Regions from separate parts of the Homo sapiens genome. Here regions 2, 3 and 4 are each linked to region 1. Evidence: chromatin loops called from intact Hi-C (ENCODE). Cell type or tissue: B cell. All regions are shown on one strand.

Region 1 (8,000 bases):
TAAACTGTATGTTGGCCGGGCACAGTGGCTCACGCCTGTAACCCCAGCACTTTGGGAGGCCAAGGCAGGTGGATCAACTGAGGTCAGGAGTTCAAGACCAGCCTGGCCAACATGGTGAAACTCCGTCTCTACTAAAAATACACACACACACACACACACACACACAAAATAGCTGGGCGTGGTGTCAGGTGCCTGTAATCCCAGTTACTCAGGAAGCTGAGGCAGGAGAATCGCTTGAACCCTGGAGACAGAGGTTGCAGTCTGCCGAGATTGCACCATTGCACTCCAGCCTGGGCAACAAGAGTGACACTCCGTCTCAAAAAAAAAAAAAAAAGCTGTATGTTAATTGTAGACTTTTAGGAAAGACCCGTTTTTGAAACATTTACCTTTCACAAGGTGCACACACAGATTTGGACACACCAAATCAAAAAGTAGGGTTGACTCAGTGGACTAACTTAAGAGATAGACATCACGTTGGTATGCCAATCAGCTATGCCATTCCATGCAGCCTCAGCCTTGAACAGTCTGGAATGCTTTATAAGGTGGAACCCACAGATAAGTTAAGACTCTCTTATCTGCCTACAGCAGCTTTGAAAATTTGAAGTCATTGCCTGGATTGCTTTGTCAACCCCACGCTCATGCAACATTTCATGGAAAGACTGTCATCCATACTCAGTCAAACAATTTCTGTGTACAAAACTGTAGTTCTTGTTACCTTCTCTGAATGTCATTTCATCAGCACTAGTTTCTTGGAGAGAAAGATCTGTGATAGCCTTATGAACAATAAAGAGTTTCTCTTCTGGGTTTTCTAGGAAAAAAATATAAAATCAGTATTTTAACATTTAAAATATTTATTGTTCAACAGTTAATAAGTTATCAATTTAAACTCTAGGTAGAAGTCTTTAATTTTAAATCTGATCATTAAAATTTACTATTTCACTCTTTGGATTCATTCTTTATCAATTCAATTTATTTACTTAATGATCACTTTATTGATTGTAATCTCTCCTTTAATATTTATATAAGATATATATATAAGATATAGAACCATAAATTCAGAGAACTTCAGTTATATTTAGAAGGAAATTTTAACATTTTGAATTCTCTTTGTTCAAATAATATGGGGCTGTCCATAATCATAATAAATACAGTAGTTAACATTTAGCCAATACTTACCCTAGACTTGTAGTTATTATTATTATTCCGCCTTCTTCTAGTGAAAAAAACTCAGGCTTCGGGAGACAGAAAGTTGTCTGGGGTCACAGCTGTCAAATAGACCAGCCTGGATTTCACCAGAGGCAGAGGTTTAGTCCTTATACTATGCGTAGTAGAATAAAGGGCTACATTTTTGGGGTGTCCAGCTCATTTCGATAATAGTTTATCAAAAAAATCCAGGGTAAATTTATAAGTCAAAACAAGAAAATTAAGGAGAAGGGAAACACTTTACCTTTTAGCATTTTGTCCTCCATGGATGAGTTGAGCAGCATGTTCCCTTGTAATTTTCTTCTTTCCTCCTGACTTCCTTTGGTGAGTGCACCTTCCAGACTGGGTTCTACCCTGTAGTGTGGCAGGGGGCTGTCCACATCAGTCAATTCCTCACTGATTTTAGTGATTGTTTGTTGACCGTTTTCAGGTGGTTTATCCCCATTACACTCAGCCTGGGTAAATGTAGCCGGAACATCTGTCATGATGTGCGGTTGAATCCGATCTGGAGAGAGAGCTTTAGGGAAACTGAGTGAGTAGATCCTTGATAAGATACCTGCTCTTGCCTTCAAGTCCTATAGTTCCAACTCCTACTCTAAGAGCACAAATTATTCACTTTAGTACATAATAACAAGGTTCTTTTCCTAAAAGTATCCAGACAGAGATTAGAGCAAAAGCAAGAGGATTTGTCAGATCTGCCAGGAGCCATGAGCAAGAATCCAGCCAATCACCACCTTCTTTGTTGCTTGCCAGTTCCCTGGCAGAGTTAAAGGCATCCTTTTGATTTACATAAACAAACAATCTGAAGCAATCAGGCTTTTGTGTTGGCATGTAGAGAGGGACTTTCAGCTTGTCAGTCCCCCTCTGGGAACAGAGATTTTTGTCCCTTTTCATAATGGCCCATTGTAATTTTCCCTGTAACAGGAGCCACAATTGTCCCACAGCTTTAATCCAGAGAGAATGACCACCTTGAGGCATATTAGTTCTGTGTAACCAGCTTAACATTTCCAAACAGATTTTGTTCAAGTAAAACCTCAGCTATTTTGTAAAGGACAATGGCATTGTTTCTTATTTATTAAAAAATAAAACAGCTTATGGAAAAAACCTATAAACAGGACAACTTTACTGTAAATGGTTCTGGCTGCAGATTTGATGGTGTGCTTCCAGCAGGCTGGAGAAGGGACCTATGAAATAAACAAATTCTACCAACTTGCTAATACCAAAAGTTTTATAATTTCAGAGTAATTTACTTAGTCTATAGCTTCTTATCCTCTAGTTTATGTCTGCTGAAGCCCAGCCGATCCTTTAAAACCCTAATAAAATTATCGCCATGAAGGTTTCTCCTCCCCCAATCAGAATTACAATCCTTTCTATTCCATACTGATATTACACAATGCTGGTAAAATGTAGAGGACCAATGCAATCTGCCCTTGGGAGAAACAGGTGATTATGTTAAATGACTGCTACTGACCACCCCTTCCTTTTTAAATCTTTTTCTTTTTTGGATTTCTCATAGTACAAAATGGTTCCAGAGCCTTTGCCCACACAGCTCCTTCTATGTGAAATGCCCTTCTCTTCCTCAAGCCCAAGCCCTGGGCTGACCAGCTTCCCTAAGTTCTGTTTTTAAGCTTAAATATCATCTCCTTAACTACACTATCTCTAACCGCCAGGATTAGGACAGGACTCTGTTACACATTGTCTTTGCCCTTCAGAGTATTCTTCATGGTTGTAACTAAATAAGCAACTGCACAATTATCTCTGTAATGTCTGTTTCACCAACTGCAAACTAAGTTTCATCTGGCGAGGGGCCAGTTTAACTTGCTTACATGTGTCCCCAGCACTTAGCATCTGGCTTGGAATAGTAGCACGCAATAAAAATAATTATATATATACACATATATACACAAATAATTATATATATACACATACATAACAAGAATTATATTATATATATAATATATACAATAAATTTTATCCCCAAGAGAATAAATTTCAGATCATTTTTAAAGAGAAGAAGAATAGGTGTTGAAGAGTTGTAGTAAGCATATCACCTTTAAAAGTGTGTCTAGGGCTGAGCCCATTCAGGTCTATATCAGGGACAACACCTCACTCTTGTATAATCCCCTCTCCCTTGTCCTTGGAAGACATCTCTAATAGATCCTAGATCTCCCTCCCGCGTCATCACCAGCTGTTCTCTAGTCAGCACTCTAATTCTATGTTTGTTTGATTGTTTAACTGTTTTAACAAACGCTCATATCACACTTATTATGTGCAAGCTACTGTCCTAATTGACTCATAAATAGTAATACACTTACTCTTCATAACAGTCTTCTGAGGTAGGTGCTGTTGTTATCTCCATTTTATAGACTAGAAAAATGAAGTGCAGAGAGATTAAGGAGTTCAGCTAGTAAGGTCACAGAGCCAGCAAGCCTACTGATGAGAGTTTGCAGCACAGATGAAGCTAAGCGCCATCCCTGGCCTGTGTGCAGATGTTTCCTTGGACCAGAGATCCCACAGGGGTTCGGCATTAGCACCTTGGCAGTAGAGACAGTTGTGGCCAGGAGAGGGCAGCAGAGAGCCTAAGGCAGTCTCAAGACCTGCCCCAGAGACACCCTGCAGCTGCTGAGGATGATGTTCTGGGAGCGTCCTCCCAAGAAATTCAACTACAAGCTTACTGTTGAGAAGATATTGAGTGGAATCATATGGGAGAATGCAGAAACTAAGACCAAGCTTAGGAACAAATGGGGACATACTAGATTGTGAGATCCTTAGGGCAGGAAGTGGCACTAATTCAACCAAATGCCCTGCGATAAACACAGGAGTACAGAAATACATTAGCTCCAAAGGTCATGCCTCCAATCACTCCGTTCCCTCGGGGCTGCCAAGTACCTCAATCCAGGGACATAGCAAAGTTGAGACAGTTCAGATTCATTGTCTCTCCTACTCCTAGATTTCTATTACCCCATGGCAACGGGCACCTCATACCCATAGCCTAGCTTTTATGGGAATTCGTGTCTTTATTTTTGGATTGCCTTCTTTCTAAAACCATGCTGTGACATTTTTTATGGCCTTAAAATTATTTCAGTTTTGGAAAGATAGAGAAATGATCCAGAGTTCTGTCATCCTTGGCTAACCATGTGTTTACATTTATTTAAAAACATGCTTTTATGCTGCCCTAGGGAATAATGGAGGTCGGGTAAATGGTTTGTAACGTGTATTATTTTTTCCTACAAGTAGACGGCAACATGAGACACATTTAGCAACAAGATGAGTCTATCCAACTACTAGATAAAACATAGGCTATTTTGTTCATAAAGAGGTAAGTTGTCTCCCATTATTTGTAACAACCTATGACTTAGAAAGTATGTTAGAATTTGCACTATCATCCTTACTTCAAATACAATTGCAGAATGTTCACTGTATGAAACATGACTGTTTTATTTTATGTAGTTTACTGGATCTTGTGGCTTTTTCCTTAGAAGAATTTCGCTCTTGTCACCTAGGCTGGAGTACAGTGGCACAATCTCGGCTCACTGCAACCTCTGCCTCCCAGGTTCAAGAGATTCTCCTGCCTCAGCCTCCTGAGTAGCTGGGATTACAGGCATGCGCCTTGATGCCTGGCTAATTTTTGTATTTTTAGTAGCGGGGAGGATTTCTCCATGTTGGTCAGGCTGGTCTCGAACTCCTGGCCTCAGGTGATCCACCCGCCTTGGCCTCCCAAAGTGCTGGGATTACAGGCATAAAGCACTACACCTGGCCCCTAGTTATTATTCTTAATGCTAAAGGACATTGTACAAATGTAACCATTATTAAATCTAAAGCCAAAAAAAAGGTAATGAAAAGATTTTCATATAAGAATATAAAGAATCAAAATAAAATTATGTAAATATTCACTTTCCATTTGTCCAATACCAAATGCTTAATGTTAAGGCTATCTTAGGTCCAGAATCAGGATTTGGGGAAAAGTCATAAAATCTTGATCTTTAATCTTAATCATATGTGAAAAGCCAAGCCACAAGCTAATGTTATGGCTAAGAGATGGTCACAGAGCACTGAATAAAAACAAGAAATACATTTAAAAGAAAAATGTTGATCCTGGCAGCTTGAAGCCAATCTTAAACAAACATTGACTTACATAGTTGGGACAGGGGTATTGTTTCAATTAGGGTTGGAAGGGAAAGGCAGAACCACTAAGAGATGGAGCAATCCATCTATCAATCGATCAATTGATTGATCAATCAGAAGGGATTTGACTTTACACAATGGTGGGTGCCAGTGAAGCTGCCTCTATATGTCTGCTGTTGCATTTGATGCTGGAGCCTGAAGTCTGCAGGGCAGGAAGTTGGGAAGGGATGATGGATAGAAACTTAAAGGGGGAGAGCAAGAACAAACTGGGTTCCCAGGTATAAGCTGGACACACGGGGGCAAACTGAAACCCGCGTCGGCTCTCAGTGCCTCTGACCTTAGCGGTTGGAATGCCCTCCCAAAGAAGCCCGGCCCAGGATCATAGAAGCTGGAGGAAGATCCAGGGAGGTGGAACAGTTGCAGGCCCAGCTGCTGCCCATGCACCAGGTGAGGCAGCAGACGGGCAGCAGTGTGTGCCAGCTACAAAATAGCTGCTTCACTTCCGCCCCACCAAGCTCACAGAACAATGTTTACTTTGGCTCACGTTTCTTTTTCAGGAATCATTCAGGAAAGAAAATTCAGGGAAATTTAGTTTAGCCTAGTCAGACTGACATACAACAGTCACAATCCTACCAATAACCCATAGAATTTTCTATAAGGAATAGAGCAATGACCCAGGGAATGTGCAACCCTAAACAAGCCTGAAGAGACAGGATCATCCCAATTGGTTCACTTCAGGGATTAAAATTCCAAATTGAAGGGCCGTCCCAGCTAAAGTGAACTGTTACAGAAATACAGACTATCATAACACAACAAAATCAATCAACAGCCATATATTTTATTTCACAAAACAATAATTGCCTGCCACCTGGTATAAATCAGATTAAATTGATTATCGTGTGCCATGTTCATGCTTTCCTTTTACTTTTATGCCAAGAATGGAATAATGGCTGCCATTCTAATGATACAGTTTCCTGAAGTAAATAATGGTTTATCCCAGGAAACCAATACTGAAGTCTATGGGTAGCTCATGAGTATTAAGGGTTTAATGTAACAGAATTTCAAAATTTAACTGCATCTTACAAGAAGCATGCTTTTCAATGTTGGAGGCAGGGGAGGGGATAATTATCTGTTCTCCCTCTAAATATAAAATATTTCTTACACCTTAGGAAAGGTATATCTCTGTGGCTCTAGCATCTAGAGCCTGGCCTTCTAGTGATCCAGTGAATATCATTTTAAAGAAAAGCACTGGAAGAAACAGGCTGAGTATTTGGTGAGGATTAGAGAAGAGTGTGGCCCTGAACATAGGACCCTGTGGCCAACATGGGCTGAAGTGGAGGCTGGGAGGGAGAGTGCTGACAGTTAAGAGTCCCCTTCAAATAGAGGACAAATGAGCATTCTCATCAGTGACCCTCATAGGGTAAAGAGGAGAGATTCAGCCTGCTCCTGTGTGACCTTGGGCAAGTGTACAAATCAGGCATGTTTGGGTTAGAGATTACAGAAACCTAATTCAAAGAATCATAAACTGAATTCAATAGCTAATTTGACTGGTAAATTCAGAATTGGCTTTGTACTTGTTTGGATCCAAAGATTTAAACAAGGTCAGGCTCCATGGTTCACAACTGTAATCCCAACACTTTGGGAGGCCAAGGTGGGTGGATCACCTGAGGTCAGGAGTTCAAGACCAGCCTGGCCAACATGATAAAACCCCACCTCTACTAAAAATACAAAATTTAGCTGGGAGTGGTGGCACGTGCCTGTAATTCCAACTACTCAGGAGGCTGAGAGGGGAGAATAGCTTGAACCTGGGTGGTAGAGGTTGCAGTGAGCTGAGATTGTGTCACTGCACTCCAGCCTGGGCAACAGAGTGAGACTCCATCTCAAAACAAAACAAAAACAAAGATTTAAACAATGTACCAGGTAACCAGTCTCTTTTGATCACAAGGAAAGTGCATATTAGGAGGTACCTGGGTGGATCTGAGGGTCCCTAATGCCTCTAGCTGACTGTTGTGGGCTAAATGATGACCACCCTCAAAGATGTCCACATCCTAATCCCCAGAACCTGTGAATTGTTACCTTACCTGGTAAAAGCGACTTTGCAAATGGGATTAATTAAATTAAGGACGGGGAGATTATCCTGGATTATAGGATGGGATCCAATGTAATAATCACAAGAGTTCTAATAAGAGGGAGGCAGGAAAGTCAAAGAGAGTAGTAGAAAATGTGACACAGAAGCAAGACGTTGTAGTAATTCGAGAAGTGGTCATGTGCTAACAAATGTGAGCAGCCTCTGGAACAGGCGTGTCCAATCTTTTTGCTTCCCTGGGCCACACTGGAAGAAGGAGGATTGTCTTGGGGCACACATAAAATACACTAATGCTAGCTGATGAGTGAGAGAAAAATAATACACTAATGCTAGCTGATGAGTGAGAGAAAAAATTTTGTGTTTTAAGAAAGCTTATGAATCTGTGTTGGGTTACATTCAAAGCTGTCCTGGGCTGCATGCAGCCTGCAGGCAATGAGTTGGACAAGCTTTGCTCTAGAAACCAAAAAAGGCAAGGAAATGTTTTCCTCTGAAGCCTCTGTGTGGAGTGCAGCCCTGCCAACACCTTGATTTTAGACTTCTCACCTCCAGAACTGAATGGGGTGGTGCTGCTTTTAAGTCATGAAAT
Region 2 (8,000 bases), 680 kb after region 1:
TACTGGCACAATGAAATGGGTATCCCGTTTCCCTAAAGCTAATGACTTTCTAAAGCACTTGACTTTCCTACTGTAAGATTAGCACTATTATTTCCAGGCCAATCAATAGGCATAACTCCAAGATTAAAAGCAATTTGGATCATTATTCTCTTTTCATTACATATTCATTATTTTCTGTTTGAATAAGACCTGTAATCAGTGTTATTTACCAATCTTTATGGCGAAATTTTAAACTACTGATTGTTTCAGTCTTTGCAGGTATTAAATGCCATTTCAAATATCCTTTCAATAATTTTGTAGTTGCTAATGAAGTCCATTTTCCCAGATTTTTCAGTCCACTGAAAGAACATTGAACCCCCAAGAGTCTTTAAAAGGTATTTGTTGTTTAATTGGTGGCAGCTGTTCCTTAGAAAGTTACCTAAGTATATAAAAGTGCTTTTTCTCCCCTCTTTAATAGCTTTTTATCACCCTTTAAGGGTTATCCTTGAAATACATGCAGACTACATATGATGGTCTCCTGAAATGCTTTGATATTGCAAATTTTAAATATTATAATTCTAACACATGCAAGAAATTATAGGACAGTACCCTTTAATTTTGGATTTAATTACTAAAGCTTTAATGAAATATATTCTCTTGGCTTTCTGGCTAGATTTTTTCAGGAAAAGTTATTAGTTTATTGTAGTTAATTCTAAAGCATGTACATTCTGAATTACTTGAATACAACAGTTTTTCTGCTTTGTCCTTGAATTCTTTCCAAAAATCATAAGGTATTGGATACACACAGTAATAGCAGATTTGCTTAAATGTCGCTATTAATCCAGTTTATAACCCCTAACATTTTGTACAAGGAATTTCAGAAAGAAACCCTTACATAGACATCTAATGTCCAGAATAACCAGAGCCAAACATAATGATTTTACAGTTGAAGGATAGCCAAGACGCACATTTTCTGAGTGTGGTTTTACTGGGAGTCTGTGTGCAGATGAAATATGGCTTTTAAGAACATAATCTTCATGGAAAAGGCTTTTCTTGTCATAGCACTGGGCTGACTTTCAAGCCAAGGTCAAAGTACTTTCTGCAGGTCTATTTTTAGGTTTCCCATTTCTCAACAGAAGGCTCCCAGTTTTGAGTTAGCGCAACGCAGACTGGACTGTGCCCTAGAAGGAACAGGAATGCTTCCTCTTTGTGGCTTCCCCTGCATCTACCTGCAGACTTCTTGCTTTGCACAGCTCCAGGGTGAATGGGCATTCTCCTGCGGGCTGCCTTCTGTGGTCATCTTGCCCCAGCAAATGCTGTAGTCTCTCGTAAGGCAAAGGGCTATGCAGGGTTACTTTCCTCTTGCTTCTTTTGGATTTTCTAAAAACGTGGCTACCTTACATTATTGCTATTAATCAAGAATTTTCCAGATCTTCAAACTGCAAACCCAAGGGGGGAAAAATGAGGTCAAAGTGATTTAATTTAGATTGAGGTGGAAGACACCAGGAAACGAGTATGTTAATCAAATATATCAAATGCTATTTCTTTGTCTTTGAAATTGAATACAGAGGACATAGAAGTCTGTAAATAAATTAATAAATTAATGCATGTATTTTGGTTTTATGTTATGGCTTTTCATCGAAAGCGACAGAAGAATGAGGATGAAGAAAACCCGGAAGAAAGACAAGCAATCAACCTTGATATAGGCGGAAAATATCTACTATAATAATTATGTATCACTTTCCCAAAAAGGAACACTAGATTGTTAAAAAGAGTAATCCCTGAATTTGTTATAAGTAGTGCTTTGATTTTATGAATATATGTTCTTAAAATATTTTCCTTTCCTTATTTTCTAGTGAGGAAAGATTTAAATATCCTATCCTGGATGCTGGAAACTGTTGCATCCTCTTCCCGCCAACCATTAACTTTTACTTCCTTGCATAACAGCCCCATCTTGTGGTTGTTTGTAAATTTTCCACTAAAGATATGTTGCATTTTCACAGTTACGGGCATAAGTGGAATCCTCCCTTTTACCTTTCCTAGTAGGCTGAATCAAATTAAGCAGGAAAGAAGAACGGGTATGCATGAATTCAATTTAAAAGGCCAAAAACTGGTGAGGGAAATACAGGGCAGGTATTCAACAAGGATTGTTTGCATTAATGTTAAGTGAAGGCACAGTTATATTAATAGGTAAAAGGTAATACAATGAGTTCCCTCCAATGAGAGCATCATTAGCTCCCTCTTTTTCTTTTTTTTTTTTTTTTTTTTGAGACAGAGTCTCGCTCTGTCACCCAGGCTGGAGTGCAGTGGCACAATCTGGGCTCACTGCAATCTCTGCCTCCTGGGTTCAAGTGATTCTGGTGCCTTAGCCTCCCTAGTAGCTGGGACTACAGGTGCACGCCTCCATGCCCAGCTGATTTTTGTATTTTTAGTAGAGACGGGGTTTCTCCATGTTGGCCAGGCTGGTCTCGAACTCCTGACTCAAATGATCCACCCACCTCGACCTCCCAAAGTGTTGGGATTACAGGTGTGAGCCACAGTGCCCGGCCTCCTCCCTCATTATCTTAATAAAGCTTCTGATCTGGCACCTGTCTGCTTCACTAGGCCAAGGAGGCTTACCAGAGCTCATACAGAGCGCTGCAATTCCAAACCCTTGTGCTGGGGAACACCCTTTGGTTTCACACGGCAGAAATACAATAGGAAATAGCTTCAGAAGAATGCGAAGGTAATGACTCAGGTAACCAGACAGCCAGAAGGACAGAGGAAATGGGTGATTCAGAAAGACCTGACACAGGGTTCTGAATGCCAGCAGGACTCTTTCTCCCTCCTGCGTCTCTGAGTGTTTTGCTCATTGTCTTTTTCCCCTCTGCTTCTTTTCTGGCTCTTTACAGTTTCCAGGCTCACATCTGGGCTCATGGCTCTCTAACTGGAGAGAAGGAGCCCTCCTTTCCCATAAAGTTTTGAAAAAAAGCTAGGGAAGAAGTCTGATTGGCTTGTTTTGGGCCACATGACCACCCTTTGATCAATTGCAATGGTCAAGGGAGCTAGGCTCAGCTTGGGTAAGTTGTCCACCACTGAAGGGAACCAATCACTGTGGAGGAGGATGTAGGGTCATGTGAAAAGATCAAGTTTTCACACAGAACACTTGTCTGGAGGGAGGGAGGGAGGGAAGGAGCCATTTGTTTAAAGAAGGAAGAGATGAATAAACCAACTTGGCTAATTGAAACAAACAGACTTCCTCCTTTCCTCTCCTGTCTATGCCTGGCACATCACTCAACAAATATTTGCTCGATAAATGAAAGATTTTCTAATTGAATAGAAGATCCTAGGGTAGGTGTAAATGGTAGTGGGGTGGGGATAGGGGTGTGTTTGCTATTTCCTGGAGCTGAAGAAACCACAAGGTTCCTTTCCTTCTAAAATTCTGGGTTTTTCCACTCCCTGGCTATGGCCGTATATGGTCTCCCCTCTTGCTTAGAGCTTACACCAAGAATGCTGGTTTTCATCTACTTGACTCAGTGAGCATCTTTTTTATCCTTTGGGTATCTTCTCCTCTGCGGTCCTGCCTTTAGTGTTTGCATGCTCACTCTCTGAGCCTCCCTGTACTCTCTGCCCGCATAGACCAGTACATGTAAGCCTTTTAAAAAAGAGTTTGATTGCTAATCACTCTGAGGAAAAGAGAAAATTTTAAGAACAGAATAAGCATGAGGAAGTTTCAAAGGTTCAATAATCTTTCTGAATTGTTTCTACCTTTTTTTTTTTTTTTTTTTTTTTTTGAGAGGGGGTCTCCAGTTGCCCAGGCTGGAGTACAGTGAAACGATCTCGGCTCGCTGCAACCTCTGCCTACCGGATTCAAGTGATTCTCCTGCCTCAGCTTCCCGAGTAGCTGCGATTACAGGCACGTGCCACCACACCTGGCTGATGTTTGTATTTTTAGTAGAGACGGGTTTTCACCACATTGGCCAGGCTGGTCTCAAACTCCTGACCTCAAGTGATCCACCCACCTCGGCCTGCCAAAGTGCTGGGATTACAGGTGTGAGCCACCGTGCCTAGCTGATATAATTTTAAAATTATGAATAACATTGTGATAAATTATCTTGTGATATTTAACCACATCTTTGATCCTTAAAAGAGATTCCTGGAAACAGAATTATTAAAGCATACAAATATTTTTATTATAAATTTATTTATTTCCCTCATTATACCAATTTTTAGAAAATACTAATACATAGAAGAAAATATAATTTATGAAGTCACTACAAGGAGATGGTAACTATTTTGTTGGATCATGTTTTTATGTGTACATATACTTTAAACAAAACAATAATTACAAAGACACTTTAATAATCTTTATTCACTTAAACTCAAAATAACTTATTACTAAAAATTTTAAGTGATGATCTCATACCCTACTATATGGAGAAATATTATAATAAAATTCATCAATGCCCCATTGTTGAATATTTAGATTGTTTCGAATTTAAGCTATTGTTATTATTATTTTTTTTTTTGAAATAGATTCTTGCTGTTGCCCAGGCCGGAGTGCAGTGGTGCAATCGTAGCTCCTGGCCTCAAGCAATCCTCCCATCTCAGTCTCCCGAGTAGCTAAAACCACAGGTATTGCCACCAAAACTGGCTAATTTTTTTAAAAAGTTTTATTTTTTGTGGAGATGGAGTCTCACTATGTTGCACAGGCTGGTCTCAAACTCCTGGCTTTAAGTGATCCTCTGACTTCGGCCTCCCAAAGTGCTGGCATTACAGGCATGAGCCATCACACCTGGCCAATAATTCTTTTTCATGAATTTTAATGCACATATCCAACGTGGACATGAGGATGCATTAAAGGGGCATTATAACTCTTACAGCTTTAGGCATATGGGCATCCATTTGTGCTCTTGCCTGGGCTTTACCAATGTTAGGGGTTGGCCTGGCTGCCAAGGCCCAGGTATTTAATTCTAGATGTGGAAAGGCTTGGGGAAGAGGGGATTAGTAAGATGAGAAGACAGCACATCATTTGTGACTTTTTCTCTCTTGCTCTGGTAAAATGTAAACAGAAGCAAAACCTCAGGTTGGGAAGCCAGCAGTGTAATTTGGCAACTCACTCGGAAGAGATGTGTTTGATGAGGAAGAGGTGAGATGATGGATACAGAGTTCCTGCGTGGCAACAGGCACTCAATAAATAGTTATTTTTCCTGAGAAGGAGAAGGGCGAGGCACCTTTACATATCTGGACAAAAACACCTTTAAGCAGCAGTAAAACCTAAAGGAAGAACAGCACACTAGCACATGCAGATGAAGGAAAGAAAGCTTTGTGCGGCTTGCTTGTGTGAACGACAAGCCCAGGGGTTTTGTTTTCTTGTGTTTACGTAGGAAAATCACAGACAGGGACTTCCCAAGAGACTGTTTCTCTTAGCCACTGTCTGCTCCTAACAGTTACAAGAACTGTTCTTCCTCCCACAGCTGTGGCAGAAGCCTGCTTCTGCAGGGTCTCTGATGGGGAAGAACTGAGCTGTTTAGGATTGAACTGCCCACCTACTGTTAAGTAATGTTCTGTCTGTAACACAGGATTTCCACTTAGGAAAATGTGCTGTACATTTGGCTGCAGCATTTACTACGCATCTGCTTTACAAGCCTGTTCTGCAGCTCCAAGGCCTAACTCCAAACTGGCAAATGGTCTCTGAAGACTGCCATCAGAAAGAGCCAGGCCAGAGTTGGGATGGGGCAGGGTTAGCAACTAGTCTACTAGGAGGTCTGGTGGAATCAATTAGGAAAGTTAAGCAGGGGAGCTCATCAGCGGCTGATTGCCTCTCCTAGAACAACCCCAGCTCGCAAATACTCTCCAGAATCATTCAGGGAGCAGTGGGTCTGTAGAACTGGCCCTGCTGCAGTATTAAGCTGGAAGGTAGTAAATTCTTCTTATGGGCTTCCTTGAATCTGAGCTAAAGCCACAATTTCCTTAATAGTTTTCCAATAGCACTCCATCTCTTATTAAAAAGTACAGTTAATCTGGACCTTCCCTCCCACTCCCCTGTAATGTCAGAAAAGAAATGTGTTTCTGAAAATAAATGCTTCTTTTGCTGCGTGGCTATATTTCTTCAGGACTGTGGTTAGCAAATTGCTGCTGCACAACATAAAACCAAGCAATGAAACATAAGACATATGCCTTCTATAATACACTACTGATTAATACAGCTATTCTCTATCAAAAATACAAAAAGAGCCCCACCCAAATAGAGATCATGCCAACTTCCACCACATCTTCTCCCTCCACCCCATAACAAAACACCCAAATCATTCAGTTTCCTAGGGAAATTTGGTTCTAAGCAACTCTTGAATCACAAATTACTTTTGAAAATGATGCTTATATTCCAAAAGAATCCTTAGATTCTATGGTGATAGATTATTTTGCAATGCCTAGCCATTCTGATATGTAGGAAGCAGAAAACTTGGTCCAGCAACAATAAAGAGAATAAAATTACCTGTATTCCTATCCCATAATACATCTTTTGAGCACAATTTAATTAATCTTCATTATGATCATTAGAGAAACTAACAGATTTAAAATTATAATTAAACAAAAACACACAATGTCAAATTTACCATCTTAACCATTTTAAAGTATACAGTTTAGTAGTGTTAAGTATATTCACATTCTTGTTAAACAGATCTCCAGAACTTTTTATCTTGCACAACTAAAACTCTATACCCATTAAACAACAACTTCCCACTCCCCCTTTCCCAGCTCTTGGCAGCCACCACTCTACTTTCTGTTTCTATGAATTTAACTACTTCAGATACCTCATATAAGTGGAATCATACAGTATTGATCTTTTTTTGTGACTGGCTTATTTCACCTAACATGATATCCTCAAGGTTCAACCATGTTACAGCATGTGACATAATTTCCTTCCTTTTTTAGGCTGAATAATAATCCACTGTATGTATATGCCACATTTTGTTTATCTATTCATCTGTTGTTGGATATCTAGATTGCTTCTATTTCCTAGCTATTGTGAATAGTGCTGCTGTGAACATGGATGTGCAAATATCTCTTTGAGACTCTAGTTATATACGGATGTGGTTTTGCTCTGTGTTCCCACCAAATCTCATCTTGAATTGTAATCTCCACGTGTCAGGGGAGGGGCCTGGCGGGAGGTGACTGAATCATGGGGCAGACTTCCCCCTTGCTGTTCTTGTGATAGTGAGCTCTCACAAGATTTGGTTGTTTGAAAGTGTGTGGCACTTACCCCTTTGCTCTCTGTCTCTCTCTCCTGCTCCACCATGGTAAGATGTGCCTGCTTCCCCTTCAACTTCCACCATGATTGTAAGTGTCCTGAGGCCTCCCAGCCATGCTTCCTGTACAGCCTGTGGAACTGTGAGTCAATTAAACCTCTTTTGTTCATAAATTACCCAGTCTCAGGTAGTTCTTTATAGTGGTATGAAAAAGGACTAACGCATATACCCAGAAGTGAAATTGCTGGGTCATATGGTAATTCTATTTTTAATTTTTTGGAGAACCACCACACTATTTTCCATGGCAGTAGCCCCATTTTGTAATGCCACCAACAGTGCACAAGGGCTCCAGTTTCTCCACATCCTCACTAACACTTGTTTAAAAAAAAAAAAACTAACAGATTTTTTTTTTAAATTACTTTTTCTTGATGTCAATTAAGAAAATATTTCTAAATTGTCCCATTTCATTAAGACTGTCTTTTAGTGCCCATTGTGTTTATTGAATACTTTATAGGGATCAAGTTGTCTCATAAAGGGCTCACCTTTCATAGAGGTTTATGGATGACTTATATTAGCAAAAAAAATTCTTGTGAATTAGATGATTTTTTTTTTTGAGACAGAATTTCGCTCATGTTGCCCAGGCTGGAGTGCAATGGTGCTATCTCAGCTCACTGCAACCTCCACCTCCTGGGTTCAAGCGATTCTCCTGCCTCAGCCTCCCAAGTGGCTGGGATTATAGACACCCGCCACCAAACCCAGCTAATTTTTGTATTTTTAGTAGAGACAGGGCTT
Region 3 (8,000 bases), 270 kb after region 1:
TCTGACTACAAAAAAGAACCAAATTTGTTGATCCGCATTTATGTGCTATTCTTATTAGAAAGCCAAATATTTATTTGGCAAATATTAGGTGTTTTGAATTAGACAGTATTCTCAATATGTTGGTTACATATTACTACGTTTCCTTTGTTTGGAGTCTATATGCTAAAATTAACCAGTGCTTAACATAAACATCTGACATAAACTCTTTCTTCTTTTCCAGACATTAGTTTATTCAATTTCTCTAGTTTTAGACCAGGCTATGAAACACAAAATATTTTTTTAATTCAGAAAACTGTCTCAGATTTGACCTGCTGAATATGTAATCTTTTCATCATTTGCAGGCTTCTGAGTTAACAAAGGGAACAATTCAAGCTTTTCAGTGTGCTGAATATGAAAAGTACAGCAGCAGGAAAGAAGCCAGGAAAACTAGCACTAGCAAATCTGAAGGAAAGCCAGACAGGGTCAAAGGAAATCGGGCAAAGATCTAGCTTCCTTTTCTATTCCTTGTCAAAATTTTATTTTCTTGTCATGTGGTCATTTCAAAGCATTTGCCTTTCTTAACAGTAAGGAAAAACAGAAAAAAGAAAGAAAGAAAGTAGCATTAATAAAATATGGGCAATATAAATGCAAACTTTTTTGGCCAAATGAGCTTTCAATAAAGATTCAGCTGGTAGAAATACTACTTCTCAGGCTGCAACCAAAAAAATTCAGAACTCCACAAATAAGGGAAAACATCCATCACAAAGAAAAACTGTTCCTTTGCACAAAGTAGCAATTACGTTCCCTGTTAAAGAAGGCCTCACCCTTAGAGCTGAGAAGGAATGAAACCACCCTACCAACAGAGATTCTGTCCAGGAGAACTGCTTAAACTTCCAGCTGTAGGGCTCAATTTAGTTAGAATTCAGCATATTGTAAATTATTAGTACTAACCATTTGGAATTTTCTCAGTCCAAAGGCAACACTGACTGACACTGGAGGTTTTAGTTCACCTGACCACCAGCCACCTGAGACTTTAGACATGTTCCCCAATCTCTCCAGATCTTATCTTCCTCACCTGTAAAATGAGGAGGTCAAGAAGCAGGCTAGAAGACTTCTAAAGACCCCTCCAGGTCTATAGTCCTCTGCTACTCTGAACTTGTGTCACAATTCTCAATATAAGTGACTTAAGGATTACCTATGATAGATGAAAAGAGAGAATTGGTGTTGGGTATGTGAACAGGATAGGTCTGTGCCCCCAAATTCACACCCTGCTATTTCAGTGGGTGAGAGAATTCTACTGGTTTATAAATCAACAAAACATCTCTAATTAATATTAAAAATTGTTTATCCTGTACTATATGTATTACATGATAATTGAATGTTCTTTCCAATATCAGCATGAAATTTGGGGGCGATGGGGGAAAAGTGATAGAGGCCTGAAAATGTTCATAGCCTCTCTGAGTTATGTGAGACATCCAGAGACTGTTGATGAGTCCCTCAATCTTAGTGTCCACAGGATTACAGAAATAGTATGCAAGACCAAAAGCGACTCAAAATAGCACCACACTTCAGCAATCTGAATAGTCTACATTCTACTAAGTAGATATTAAAATGTTTCCCAATAATATTTCAATGGCTGACAGCAATTAGAGCTTAAAACTGGCTAGAAGAGTGTTATTTATTTACTTACTGCCTCAAAATTTTGAATACATATGGAAAGGACACGTATGATGGCACAATGTCATAAAGCTTTTAGTGCAATTTAAAAACTTAACAGGAAAATTTCTCAGTTTAGCATTTCTGCTTATCAGCGTGGTGATTAACTGAAATTTTCACCTTTCAAAGAAAGCTTTTTCCAGAAATACCATGAATAACCTTAGCTGCTAAGCTCCTCCAGTGTGGGACAATTATTAATCAACCATAAAGGGATACAACATAATCAAAATGGTTCACGACAAAATTATTTGTGTGGATTCTCTTAAAACATCCCTTTGAAAGGATGAAAATGCAGGATTCTTAGATAGGAAGATGGCAGTCTTCTCCTTCCTGCCTTTGGAAGGCAAGGCATGAGTGGGCAACAGGCTAGCAGGGGTAGCAGTTGGTGATAACCGCTCTTGGGTACATAGCAGTGTCTCCAAGGCTGAATCTTTGTTTCCTTAGGGAGGATACAGACTACCTGGAGTCCTCTGGCCCAGTTTAGACTTTGCAGCCATGTAGGGGGAAAAAACAGACCCTATTTGAAGTGTCAAAGAAAAGAGTATTCCCAATCACAGGACACATTTCCTCTGCTAATCACATATAATCCTTAATTTGAAAGGTTATTTTCTTACCCTGGCAGCCTAAATGGTTCCACATCAAACTGTTCCCCAGTAATTGGGGTTTCTTAATCTATTGTCTCCTGCTTAGGAGAATATTGGTGTTTAATGGATTCCAATTACATTTAGAATAAAGCAAAATCCACAATCATTATCATGACCTGATAGGCTAATAGTCTGGGTTCTTCCCACTCCTCCAACCTCATCTCTCATAACTCAGCCTTCCGGAGCACTGGTCTCCTTTTCACAGCTGTGATATAACAAGTTTCCCACCTCATGGCCTTTGCTCTTCTTGTTCCCTTTGCCTGTAGTATTCTCCCCTTTCTTCTCATTCTCCAGGTCTCAGCTCAAATGTCACCCCCTCAGAGAAATCTTCAGTGACTCCCCTTGCTCAAGGATCTGCTCCCCATCCTTCCTGCTATGTATCACAATCTGTAATTCGCTTTTTAATTGTATTAGACCCACTAGAATGAAAACTTCATGAGGGCAGGGCCCTTCTCCTGTTTTATCTACCATCACATCCCAACGTTTAGAATAGGGTCTGTCAGTGCGGTAAAATCCAATAAAGATGTACTGAATTACAAATTGTAGAAAACTGCAAAGTACAGAAGAAATTTTTGTCCATGCTATTTATCTCTTGGATGAATTTTAAAGTTTCTTCTCAATTTGAAAGAGGTTTTTATAAAGATATAGAATAGAACAGAATAGAATAGAAATAGATATAGAAATCCTTTGTCATATGTGTTACATATAGCTTTTCCCACTTTCATATTTATTTGCTTTTTTCCTAACACATTACCTTCATTATTTGGGGGGTGGGGGGCAGAACGATACTTGCCCCTTGACAAAAAGAAGTCAAGTAATACACATAAAGAAGGAAGTAAAATAAAATACATCACTCCTAATCCCATAACCCCCGAACCACTAATGTATACAACTTCTCCAAATATTACTCCGTGGAGTTTTACACTAGATATGCATAGTGATGTTCTCATTAAAATCCAATAACATGATAGACATAAACTGTGTCTATCAATATTTTACTCTGCAATTTATTTTGCTTTAAAGCTTAGAAAATCTCCCATCCAGATATTTTCTAAATAGTCAATATTTTCTTCCAATTTATGATTTGTTTTTTAGACACTTAAATATATATGCAATTTTGATATGGATCATCCAATTCATAGCTAATATACAAATCTCCTTGACAGTAGTAAATGAATTACTTTATGGCAAGTCTTTAGATAAGTTTTTAAGATCATTATTTAAAGAGTACTTTACTACATGCCAAACTCTTTGGCAAAGAGTCAAGGCAGGGAGGGAGGGAGAGAGGAGAGAGAAAAGACATGCACTAAAGGAACTTGGCCTTGTAGGTTAAAGGATGTTAGGACAGTGTGGTAAACTGAGTCAGGGACACATGTAGGAGCTGTGAGCTGCGTTGGGACACAGAGGTGGAGCACTACTGAATCCGGCTGGGGCTGCGGGTAAGGGACGGGGCAGGGGCGGGAAGGTTTCTTGGAGGTGAATCTTGAGAAGCACACCTGTTCAGCCTTCCTGCCGTTCGGAGGACGAGTCCCAGCCCATCCTCTCAGTAGTCCTCCAAGACGGTCCAGACAGCACCCACCAGCCTGAGGAAACCGCGGCAGTCCTCCCTCACCAGGCAGTGTGGAAATACCTCCTGCTGCGACGCGGCCCTGCATGTGCATTAACCTGCCCCCACTTTGTCAACGGGTTTGGTAACACTCACTGCCCTGATGGAACTCCATTCCCGGTCCCCAGCGCGCTCCCCACCCCAAAAAGGACCTTGGCACCCCGGCCCGCCCCCGGGGAGCTCCCCTTGCCTGGACTTGCAGGTTGGAGCTCGGAGCCCTCCCCCAGAGCAGCGGCCAGGAGCTTCCGCCTCCCCTTCGCCTGATGAATTTGCGAAGGGACACCCTGCGGTCGCCGGGATGCCCCAGCTTTCCGCTGGACCTTGGCGCAGTGAATTCGGCCCCGACGACAGCTCCCGCGGGGCTCGGCCACCTGCCCGACGGCAGCGCAACCCCCAGGAGACGTTCTCCGACGGCTTCCCGGCGCACCCGGGTACCATCTAGTGGCAGCAGAAGCAGGAGGCAGGCTATTTTTTACAGAATGACCTCCACTCCGGATTAGCATTTCTCAAGCATTTTTAAAACCTGTGTGTCTTTAAAATAATCATAAAATGTCGCACTCTCGATTTTCTGTTATTTGAAATTTTAAAATAAAATGCCTTGTCTAGAAGCAAATCAATGCAGTGATGATTTGATGACGCTTTTTCATTTGGAAATAGTGGCCCTCCACTCGTGAACGCCCTTAAAGATCACCATTCTAGCCCGGGAGGATTTGCTAGACCGGTATTTATTGAGAGAAATCTCTTATTTGAACCAAAAGATTCCACCTATCCAAATATTGCCAGTGAAGTCTTTCTAAATTGTAAGAAGAAATGAGAAACTGATAATTAAGCCCCTAATGTGTATTATAATTTGCATATTCACATAGGTCCTATTGGTCTTATAGCTGTTATATTTATGCTCACATAAAATCATACCTGATAATGGTGGTTACCAGATTTGGAAATTTCACTGACCAGTAAAATTTCAAAAATAATTTGGGGACCCAACCAAGGGTTACACCAAATTTTTGTGTTGTCAAGGAAGAACATTGAAAAAAAAAAAAAAAGCATCCTCTATTACTATGATTTCAAAAAAGAAGTCAATTCACATGATTTAATCATTTCATACTGTATACATATCAAAACAACACATTATACCTCATAAATATATACAATTATGATTTGTTAATTAAAATATTTATTAAAAGAATAAAAATAAAATAGCTCACATTAAAAAAAGAAAAAAGAGCATTATACTACCAATCAAGAAAGTAAAGACATAAATCCCAGAATTAAGGTCTGACTTTACCAAAATCAAGGCTATCTTTTAAAAATTTCAAATGTGGATAAACATAATTGTATTTTATAATGTTACATTTATTTTCTTTTAATAGTTTTTTTTTTTTTTTGAGATGGAGTCTCACTCTGTCACCCAGGCTGGAGTGTAGTGGCACAACCTCGGCTCACTGCAATCCCCACCTCCTGGTTTCAAGTGATTCTCCTGCCTCAGCCTTCCGAGTAGCTGGGATTACAGGCGCTCACCACCCACCAGGCTAATTTTGTATTTTTAGTAGAGGCAGGGTTTCCACCATGTTGGCCAGGCTGGTCTTGAACTCCTGACCTCAAATGATCCACCCATCTCGGCCTCCCAAAGTGCTGGGGCTACAGGCGTGAGTCACCTGCCCAGCTTTAACAGTCTTTTTCTAATACAAATTATTAATCTGGGGGTTGACTGCATCAGAAAGTGGAGCTGAGTGTCCAAGCTGTTATTATTCCAACCTATTGTGTTAACAATGAACGGCCATACTCCACATGGAAATGTTGTCTCAAGTGGAAGGGGCAATTTTCTGTAGTGCTATTTTTACTCAATATGGAATATTCTGGAAACTGAAAAAAGCTGAATAGGCCGGTCGCGGTGGCTCAGGCCTGTAATACCAGCACTTTGGGAGGACGAGGCAGGCGGATCACGAAGTCAGGAGATTAAGACCATCCTGGCTAACACAGTGAAACCCCGTCTCCACTAAAAATACCAAAAATTAGCCAGGCGTGGTGGCGGGCGCCTACAGTCCCAGGTACTCTGGAGGCTGAGGCAGGAGAATGGCGTGAACCCGAGAGGGGGAGCTCGCAGTGGGCCAAGATGGCGCCACTGCACTACAGCCTGGGCTCAAAAAAAAAAAAAAAAAAAAAAAAAAAAAAAAAAAAAAGGCTGAATAATAATAGCCACCCACTCCAAGCTACAGAGAAAGCTAATAATGGCAGACCAGGTGTCTAGCTAACAAGGGACATCTCTGCCCACGGAACAGGGCTGTTGAGCTTTCCCGGCTCAACAAGCTCACTCTAGATAAGATGTTCACCTGCCAGAAATTCACTTGGCAATGCCTCCATCAGTACTGGAGCACAAATCTTAACACTGTATTTGATCAGCCTGCACACTTTGGTCTATTTTATAGGACTTGGAAGATAGTATGCGTTTTTTGAATTAGTACAGTCTTGGGTTCAATATATTGTTTGTCAAATCTATGATTTCCTTGATGATTAACTCTGGATCAAGAATACACCATACACTTTAAATATTGTTTCCATAGGAAATGATTACCAATTATAATCAACTCCTGAAGGATACTATTTCCAGCAATATCTTGCAGTGATAAGCAGGGATTACTACTCTGTAGCATGGAGAGGTGAACCTGTGTAAAGAAAAAACACCACAGGATCCCTAATCCAGTCCAGGGCATTTAGGGAACAAGTTAGGAGACTTGGGGTTCTAATCCTAGTTCTAGTAATATGGCCTCTGGGCCTCATGTGTTCAACTGATCTGTTTAAGAAAGAATTCAATTAGATGATCTCTAATGTGCCTTTCAGTTGTAACGTTCTATAACCCCAAAAGCAGAAGGCATCAATGGCCACCATCCAGTATCAGAAAGAGCAATAGGAGTGACAGCATACCCAGAAAACCAAGTTGTTGCCCTAGAATCACAGTTGAGGAAGAAAACTGTTCAGGAGAATCATGTATTCTTATAAAGACTGACATGAATAATCAGAGTTCATATTTTGGAGGTCTGTTAAGTCACTGAAATCTAGTTTTGTGTTTTCAGTCTCTATTAAAGTAGAGAAGATAGCAACCAAATGAGAAAAGAGCAGAGTTCAGTGATGAAAGGAGGACATGGCATACTCAATCTATTTGGGAAATATGCCATGAAATACAAAAAATTAACGACAAAAAACATTAAGTTCCAAACTAAAAGCTAAGAAAGCTCTGACTTGTTAAAAGGAAACAATTAAAAGTAACCAGTAAGTAATAAACAATTAATAGTCATATTACACAGTTACAAGATTGAAGAGATAGAAAAAGACAGAACTATCTGTCTCAAGTTTAGAATGAAAGTAGCAAAGAAAATTGAAAAGGTAAAGTCCTCAAGGGTTCTCAGGGGCTCACTTGTCAGAAATTTTTACCACAATCCACAGTTACATATTTACATATGATCAGATATGATAAAGAATAGATAATTCTCAATGTAGAAATAAAAGGAAACTATCCTAAATAAGAAGCTGATCTAGCTAAAAATAGAGTGGCAAGTTCAGAGTTGAAAAGGGAAGAGAAGGACAAGTGATTTGGAAGGATCTTTTTGTTTTATTAAGGCCGATCCTAGCTGAGCATCTTTCCAACACTGACCATGAGGCTCAAAAGTTTACCCTGGATACTATGAGGAATTCATATATTGTGCAAACATAAAAAGGGCGCATCACCTACCCCTCCCTTCAAAGAATATGGGTGGGAAAGGGAGCTGATGAATGGGGAGCACATTTTTAAAATCCATAATGCTTTTTAAAAATATAGTTCTTAGACTTCTAGGAATTGTCATAAGTATTTCAGAAGGTAGGTTACCGGCCGGCTGCGGTAGCTTGCACATGTAATTCCAGCACTTTGGGAGGCTGAGGCAGGTGGATCACTTGAGGTCAGGAGTTCGAGACCAGCCTAGCCAACATGTTAAAACCCCATCTCTACTAAAAATACAAAATTAGCCAGGCTTGGTGGCAGGCTCCTGTAATCACAGCTACTCAGGAGGCTGAGGCAT
Region 4 (8,000 bases), 94 kb after region 1:
AGTTTCAAACACTTCAATTTAAAAAAAAAAAAACAGAAGTTCATACCAGAACTCTAAGCCATAAATTAGTGACTAGTTAAGGATTAAATTGTTATCTTTTTTGGTAAACAAATTGATTATCACTTTTAACAGATATTCTAGGTTACAGACTTAAGCTTGGTGCTATTTAAAGAAGAGATAAGCTATATTTCACACCCACGTAGTGGTTTCAGTGAATTATTTGTACACAAAAGTTCATTCCTTTGGTTACATCTATCATACAACAAATAGCGAATTAACACATTTTAAACTCAACCCTTCCCTTAAAAATGCACTCAATGGCAAGAGCTATGCATTTACTGTTGTATTCATCTTACGCATTTATGTCTTTGTCTTGGGGGCCATGAAAAAGAATTTCTCTGCATAAATGCAACTTATGCAATTTAAACAAAAGACAGGAGCTCTACCCAATAAGTGTGCAACCATTCCAGCTTTAATAGCTTCTAAAAACTATACAGCCCCTTAGCCGTGATTGTTTTCAGAAATGTAATTCATTCACTGAAGTAGAAGGAAAGTTAGGCAATCTTCCCCAATGATTTTCTAAAATCTCCAGGTGCCTGTTTTCGAGCATGTGCATCTGTGTGCATGTGCATCTGCGTCATGATACGCAGTAGTGGATCTGACTTGCCTTACCCCTCCTCCAAATACAGCCATTCCAAAGCTCATGCCAAAGAAACACAGACCCATTTCCTTGACCAGCACTAGACAAATTTTTCTTATAATGATGATAATCTTAAACCAACTTTGAGGCAGAAATACTGAAAGAAGTAATGTTAGTGTGGTTTCTGAACAGGAAATTGCATTTACCATGAAGCAGACGATGTTCCTGTAACTGCAGAGATCTGTACTCCACCCATTTTTGTTTCAAAGTTTGCTGTGAGATTAAAAAAAAAAAAAAAAAGTTTTTATTATTAGGAAACCCCAGTGAAGCTAGCAATTTAATTCTAGGTGTTGAGATTTGTCATTAAATTTTTTACCTTTCTTTCTAGTACTACCATTCCATCTCATCCATTTAAAATATTTTTGCTGTATAAAAGGAGGATATTGAGAATACTATGCCCTCAAAAAATAATCTAGTAGTACCAACAAGCTTTCTTTTAAAAAACAAGAAAAACAATAAAATATACTTTTATTTAAACAATTATTTTAATAAGATTATTTGGGTTTGTGAAAACGTACTTGCTGTTTAGGCAAGGATTTATACTCTAGGATTCCCACATCTGTAGGATGAAGACAATAATAGAGCCTAAACCCCAGAAATGTTATGAGGATTAGATGAGTGCATAGATGTAAAATTTTTAGAACAGTGACTAGAACTTAGTTAATGCTCTACAAATATCACCATCAACATACAAGCCCAAAGACCTCCACCTCCCGGGTTCAAGCAATTCTTCTGCCTCAGCCTCCCAAGTAGCTGGGATTACAGGCACGCCCCACCATGCCCGGCCAAATTTCTGTCTTTTTAGTAGCGACGGGGTTTCACCACGCTGGCCAGGCTGATCTCGAACTCCTGACCTCGTGATCTGCCTACCTCAGCTTCCCAAAGGGATTACAGGCGTGAGGCACCGTGCCTGGCTTGGACAGCTATTTATTTTCCACACAAAAAAGGAGAACAGAACTATCTGAAATGCTTCCTTAGCGGGCTAAACTTAGAACACTGCTAAGCACCCTAACTTCTTAACTGCCTCCCTTCTTGGCTGCCCCAGCACACGAGAGCTGAGACCCACAGTGGGAATTAAGTAGCTGCCACATGGGTCAAGACAGCACACAAGTCTTGGCCTATCCCACAGAGGGGACTGAGGCAATGGCAATCTAAAACAAACCAGGCAGAAGGCATCTGAAAAGACATAGCCATAGGCTCACTGTCTCCCATTATTTATTCTCTACTGTTCCCCTTCCTTTGCAAATTCAGGTCCCTATAGCAAGCCTAGCAAGTGGGCACAGCTCAGGTTTGCCTGTGGACTCTTAGGCCAAAGGAAAGACAGCCTAGTTGAAACAAGCAATCCTTGCCACAAAGCAATCTGCAAGGAGTAGATGAAGGCTAAAAAGGAAGAGGCAAAAAATGTATATTTGGAGAAGGATTAAAGGAAAGAAAATAATAAAATTGCAAGAACGTCATTAAATGCTTAAGAGGAACATGGCTTGTTCCTCAGTCTTCAAAGATTGAACAATAACTGGGCAGAATTTTCCAAACTTTGATACTAGTAACAATTAACAGCAACCCTTATGGTTGCCAATATAAAATCGAGCAATAAATCAATCAAATGCTTGACTCAATCAACTTCTTGTTCTTTCTGTACCATAATATAGTCTAGACTAGCTTTAATACTGCTTTGAGGGCTGAGGGCAGTGGCTTACGCCTGTAATCTCAGCACTTTAGGAGGTTGAAGTGGGAGGATTGCTTGAGACCAGGAGTTTGAAACAAGCCTGGGCAACATAGTGAGACCTTATCTCTACAAATTTTTTTTTCTAATTAGCTGGGTATGGTGGTGCACACCAGTTCTTAAGAGGCCGAGGAGGCTGGGCACAGTGGCTCACGCCTGTAATCCCAATACTTTGGGAGGCTGAAGCAGGTGGATCGCCTGAGGTCAGGAGTTCAAGACCAGACTGGCCAACATGGCGAAACCCCATCTCTACTAAAAATACAAAAATTAGCTGGGTGTGATGGCAGGCATCTGTAATCTCAGGTACTCGGGAGGCTGAGGCAGGATAATCACTTGAACCTGGGAGGCAGAGGTTGTGGTGAGCTGAGATGGCACAATTGTACTCCACCCCAGGCAACAAGAGCAAAACTTTGTCTCAAAAATAAATAAATAATTTTTTTAAAAAAGAGGCTGATGTAGAAGGATCACTTAAGCCTGGGAGGTTGAGGTTACAGTGAGCTATGATCATGCTACTGCACTCCAGCATGGGCAATAGGGTAAGACCCTGCCACAAAAAAAAAAAAAAAAAAAAAAAAAAAGGACTGCTATGCTGCCTTATTCCCAGCTTTTAACTGTGTAAATCTGTGGTTATATGAAGGTCAAAATTAGGGACGTAGGGAGTATAAGGCTAGCAAGTGCCTGGCATACATACCAACCTCTTTCATCTTTCTTAAAGAGATTTATTTCCTACAAGAGACTAGCGTCCAGTTGAGGAGCATAGGGATAGGTCAACAGTAAAAACTAGAGACAGAAAGAAGAGGAAGTTATATTTCTGCACTTACTATCTAAAAATACGAAGTCAGCACTGGCTGACTTTATATATACAGTCAATTTTTGGAAAAATACTGGTTTTGCAATATCTGATTTGTTGATTTGACCCAGTCATTTCAGTATGTCGTCACTTAAACCAAGAAAATACCAGTGTAAAGAGCAGATGTGTCAAAGTGACTAAGGGTTTTTCAACTGTAACCAAGCTTCCCTATTTTCCTTTGGGTCTGTTTCTGCCTGTGTTACTGACATCACAATTGTTTATTTAGACATATCTGAGCTCTCATTGGATGAGAACTAAAGCACAAGTGAGATCTAACCCCACTGGGCAGCATCACCTCACTGTGCCTAGTTCAGTGCCAGCTACATAGCAGCTACTCAGTAAATAATGGTTGAATGAATACGTGAAAATAATGGCTTCCTAAAACAACTCTCAGCTATCACACATTTGTTCCAAAGAAGTTTCCAATGCTTTCAATCTACAGGAGACATACAGCTGAACATTTCCATGGCACTTTAGTACTTCAATTGTGTTTTCACTGATAACATGATATTTAATTTTCATAACTTCCCTAAAAAGTTACAGATTCGAAAATGAATATTCAATGTAACAAAATATTTCCCAAGCAATATAAACCCAGTAAATAGCAGAAGTAGATTACAAACTAGCTTTCCCAGCTAGCCCATTGGATGTGCTGTTTTCATGTTGAACATTTGAATCATAGGTCAGAAGAAAGGGAATCCCTGAAAATGTGGATCAGAAAGGACCACTGTTTCTAAAGAAGAGCCCCTGGTGCAATGAAGAGTCTTTGAGGGAAAGAATGCTGACTTACACAGGATGCACAAAATAAATGTCACTGTGTGGAGGGGAAACCAGCCTGACCTTGGCTATGGGTCAGACCAAGACATTTTTGGCTCAAGAGTTAAACGGAATCTCATAATTTCAAGATTAGAAACAGGACAGACATGCAAGATAGAAAACAGAATGAAACTTAAAGTCTTCTGGATATGGAGAAGCAGAAATAAATTCTATGGCAATATATGGTTTAAATACACCTATCTGAAACACAGGTCTGAGACAGGTTTTCCGCTTAAGAAAAAAACATTGGCTGAAGCTCCATCACTGGGAAAGGAGGCTGAGAAAAGCTGATGCTGCTGGCTATGGCTCATGTAGAGCTTGTATGTTGAAAGGCAGGAATACCTAAACACAGCCTCGTGACCTGAGCCAAACAGCTCACTGAGTCTTCAGGAAAGGCACGGAAGCCCCCAGACCTGGCTCTGGATTGATAGCCTTGAAGTGCCAAGTGGGGGCAAGCATCCAGTTATCACATTGTGCTGAAGGGAGAGGCTATATGCCATGCAAGAGAAGTAGGCAATCTAAACCTCCAAACACAGATGTTTAATGATAAAAAAGATAATAAAATTGATAATTTGTGCATAGATTGTCTCTAAACAAAATGAAAATAGAAAAGTGTTCAAGGCCAGGTGCGGTGACTCACACCTGTAATCCCAGCACTTTGGGAGGCCTAAGCGAGCGGATCACCTGAGGGCAGGAGTTCGCGACCAGCCTGCCCAACATGGTGAAAATCCTGTCTCTACTAAAAATACAAAAAGTTAGCCAGGCGTGGTGGCAGGTGCCTGTAATCCCAGCTACTCAGGAGGCTGAGGCAGGAGAATCCCTTGAACCCGGGAGGTGGAGGTTGCAGTGAGCCGAGATCATGCCACTGCACTCCAGCCTGGGTGACAAGGGCGAAACTCTGTCTCAAAAAAAAAAAAAAAAAGAAAAGTGTCCAAAAAAGACTTTAAAATAAGAATTTTTATAATCCTCTGAGAGATATAATCCTCTGAGAGATCAATGTTTATAAGAACAAGAAATTTGAAATGACAAAACAAGAACAGATAGACATGAAAAAGAACTACAAGATAATAAGAAAGTAATTTTTATAACTCAATAGAAATAACACATTCTGTACAGAACAGCTAGCAAGAACATTTCTGGAGATGTTACTAAAGAATTCAGAAAGAATATAACACAAAAATATAAATAAAGACCTATGAAATAGTCATTAGGAAGCATGAAAGATAAATCAAGAAACTATGCCTAACATGAATTCCAGAAGATAATACAAGAGTGGTGTAGAAGGTATATTCCAAAAAGATTGAGTTGATAGTTTTCCAAAGCTAAAGAAAGTCTTTAAACAGAAAGAGCACTATAAGATCTACACGGTATAAATTTAGAAATGAATCCAGAACTAATTGCATTGTAGTAAAACCGTAGATCAATAAGGACAAAAGAATATCTTAAAGCAACCAGAAAAAGGATTAAAGATGGCCACAAATACTGGTTTTCTAGAAGATCCAAAAATAGAAAATCCCGTAGAGAAAGAGTTATCAAGAAAAAAAAAGAAGCATAAAAAGTGGTACAAACTGCAAGAAAAAAATGGGGGCACACTCAATTTTTGACAAAAATTTAAAACATCAGAATAATATTTTACTGTCAACTCAGTTAATAAATTTAAAAACTTTGTTAACAAAAACATAAGTCGCTAAAACTGTCTTTAAAAAAAACCAGAAATCCTGAGTAGTCTCACAACTAATAAAGTAATTGAAACAGTACATTAACAGTATTCCCATCAAAAAAGAATCCTAAAACAAAATGATTCAGATGGTATTATTAAAATTCTGCCAGAAAATAAGAAGAGGAAAACAGTCCCCAGGTCATGCTAAGAGTCTAGTAAACTTGATACCAAAACTTAAAAAGATAATCTAAGAAAATAAAATTACAGGCCAGTCTACCTGAAAAATGAAACTCTTTCAAAATCCTAAATACAATATTAGCAAATCGAACCTGTAATTACATTTACAAATTATAAATTTCAAGAATAAGCCAGCTTGGGTTTATCATAGAAATGAAATGGTAGCTTTATATTAGAATATATTTAAATTTCATTCACATATTGACAGAATTTTTTCAAATGAATAAATGAGAAGACCAGCTTAACAGATGCATAAAAAAAGTATTTGATAAAGTTTAATGGACAAGCACTATAAACACTACCAGCAAACTTCGTATAGAAGGGAGTCTCCTTAATCTGAAAGATAGCTCATTCCTAGTGGAAAAGAAATTAGGAAGAATTTCCTTTAAAATCAAGAATAAAACAAGGATGCCTACAACCATAATTTCTATTCATTGTTGTATGGTAGCGCCTAAGCTGTGAAGCAAAGTAAGAAAAAGAACCAAAACTCATTCATAACAGATAGTTATTATCTCTACAGTAAATCCAAAATAATCTACAGATAATTCATTAGAGTTATTAGAATAGATATTACTATTCTATAATTTAGCAAAGTGTTTGAATATAGTCACAGCACAGAAAAATTTATTTCACATGTCTATTAACGTCAATCAAAGCATTAGTTTTTGTAAAGAAACGATAATAAGAACAAAAAACATAAGGTACAGAGGACTAAGTCTAACAGAAGATGTATAAGACCTATATGCATAAAATTATAACTTTATTAGAAAGACTTTAAAGAAAACAACAAAAAATGGTAAGATCATCTATCAATAAAAAAACAGAATACCATATGATGTTGTTTCCTCAAATTGATATATATATATATAATGTGCAATCAGAGCCAGGAATGGTGGCTCAAGCCTGTAATCCCAGGAATTCAGGAGGCTGAGATAGGAGAACTGCTTGAGCCCAGAGTTTGAGACTATAGTAAGCTATGATCACGTTGCTGCACTCCAGCAAGGGCAATAGAGTGAGACCCTGTCTCCAAAAATAGATAAATAAAATTTGAAATCAATCAAAACACCAACATTTATTTACATATAATCTGCTTTTATAATTTATATAGATGATCAAAGGACCAAGAATAACTGTGCCCAATGTGATATCAAGATTCATTATAAATAGTTTGGGATAAACAAATTGACCCACGGATCATATTAGAAAGCCTATAAGCAAATCCATGCATATGTGGAACTTGCTTAAAAATAGAGGTTTTACTGCAAGTCAGTTGAAGGGGAAAGGGGGACTACAAAATAAATGGTACTGGAAGAACTGGTTATTCATATGGAAAAAAATTAAATTGGAATTTTCCCCATACCTCATAATATATATAAAAATTTATTCTGGATGAATTAAGGACTTAAAGGAAAAAGGAAAAATGTTAAAAAGCTTTAGCAGAAAATATAGATTACCTGCCAAAAATAATTAGGAGCTCTCTCATAGACAAAAATATTAAAGGAGTAATATATTCAAAGTGCTAAGGGAGCTAAACACCTACTTAGAATAATTCAATTACCTATCAAAACTCTCTTCCAATAGTAGCAGTGAAATAAAAACATTTTTACACAAAAATCTACTTATCCCCACAGAAGGAAGGACTATAGCAAGAAAGTAAGTAAACCTAGAGGTAAGGAGTACAATGCAACAAACAACAGCAAACATATCAAAACGAACAAGTTGGTGTATTTCTTCACTACCAGCTATAGAACAAAAATCTGTATTTTGTACTTTAAAAAAATTGATACAAATCCTCTAAAGTAAGTATAATAAGGAATATAGGGTCTTCAATGGGCATTTTAAACATTGTATGGTGCTCATGATGTTCTGGAAGAGGATGGAGATACTGAAAAATTCATACATTGGTAAGTATGTACATTAAAACTTAAGGCAAAAACATGCAAAGAATAGAAATTGCTTAAAGGCATCAAATAATGATTTGTGCAAGTTAGTACTTTATTCCATAGAATATAGC

Evidence for each region. Peaks named below come from ENCODE experiments on the same cell type or tissue, not always from the same donor. Only the 100,000 strongest peaks of a DNase experiment are listed, where the experiment ranks them.
Region 2: it touches region 1 in a loop (19-fold over the local background); 15 of 110 quality-filtered maps call a loop at or near these places.
Region 3: a loop joins it to region 1, with 10 times the contacts of the local background. A loop is called at or near these places in 24 of 110 quality-filtered maps.
Region 4: a loop joins it to region 1, with 4 times the contacts of the local background. A loop is called at or near these places in 9 of 110 quality-filtered maps.

Annotation. Positions count from the first base shown.
Region 1 is chr2:157,323,955-157,331,954 of GRCh38, forward strand. ERMN (ermin) reads right to left here and starts at 1,870. Exons shown (of 3, transcript NM_020711.3): 1 at 1,448-1,870; 2 at 716-808. The coding sequence starts at 1,688. RefSeq lists an enhancer at 1,754-2,303. In B cell, CTCF peaks have their summits at 3,769 (motif pointing right) and 3,968; a DNase peak (open chromatin) is centred at 3,777; H3K4me3 peaks cover 370 bases.
Region 2 is chr2:158,008,537-158,016,536 of GRCh38, forward strand. It overlaps a transcript of UPP2 not described here. Among named protein-coding and RNA genes, the nearest start is that of UPP2, 89 kb to the right of the region's middle. In B cell, CTCF peaks have their summits at 1,893 (motif pointing left) and 2,094; a DNase peak (open chromatin) is centred at 1,945; H3K27me3 peaks cover 374 bases.
Region 3 is chr2:157,593,225-157,601,224 of GRCh38, forward strand. All of the region lies in intron 1 of ACVR1C (activin A receptor type 1C), which reads right to left. Among named protein-coding and RNA genes, the nearest start is that of ACVR1C, 32 kb to the right of the region's middle. In B cell, CTCF peaks have their summits at 4,381 (motif pointing left) and 4,584; a DNase peak (open chromatin) is centred at 4,357; H3K4me3 peaks cover 427 bases; H3K27me3 peaks cover 844 bases.
Region 4 is chr2:157,417,677-157,425,676 of GRCh38, forward strand. It overlaps CYTIP (cytohesin 1 interacting protein), which reads right to left. Exons shown (of 8, transcript NM_004288.5): 7 at 847-913. Among named protein-coding and RNA genes, the nearest start is that of CYTIP, 22 kb to the right of the region's middle. In B cell, no CTCF peak of the experiment used is centred here; DNase peaks (open chromatin) are centred at 15, 735 and 3,395; H3K4me3 peaks cover 991 bases; H3K27ac peaks cover 7,047 bases.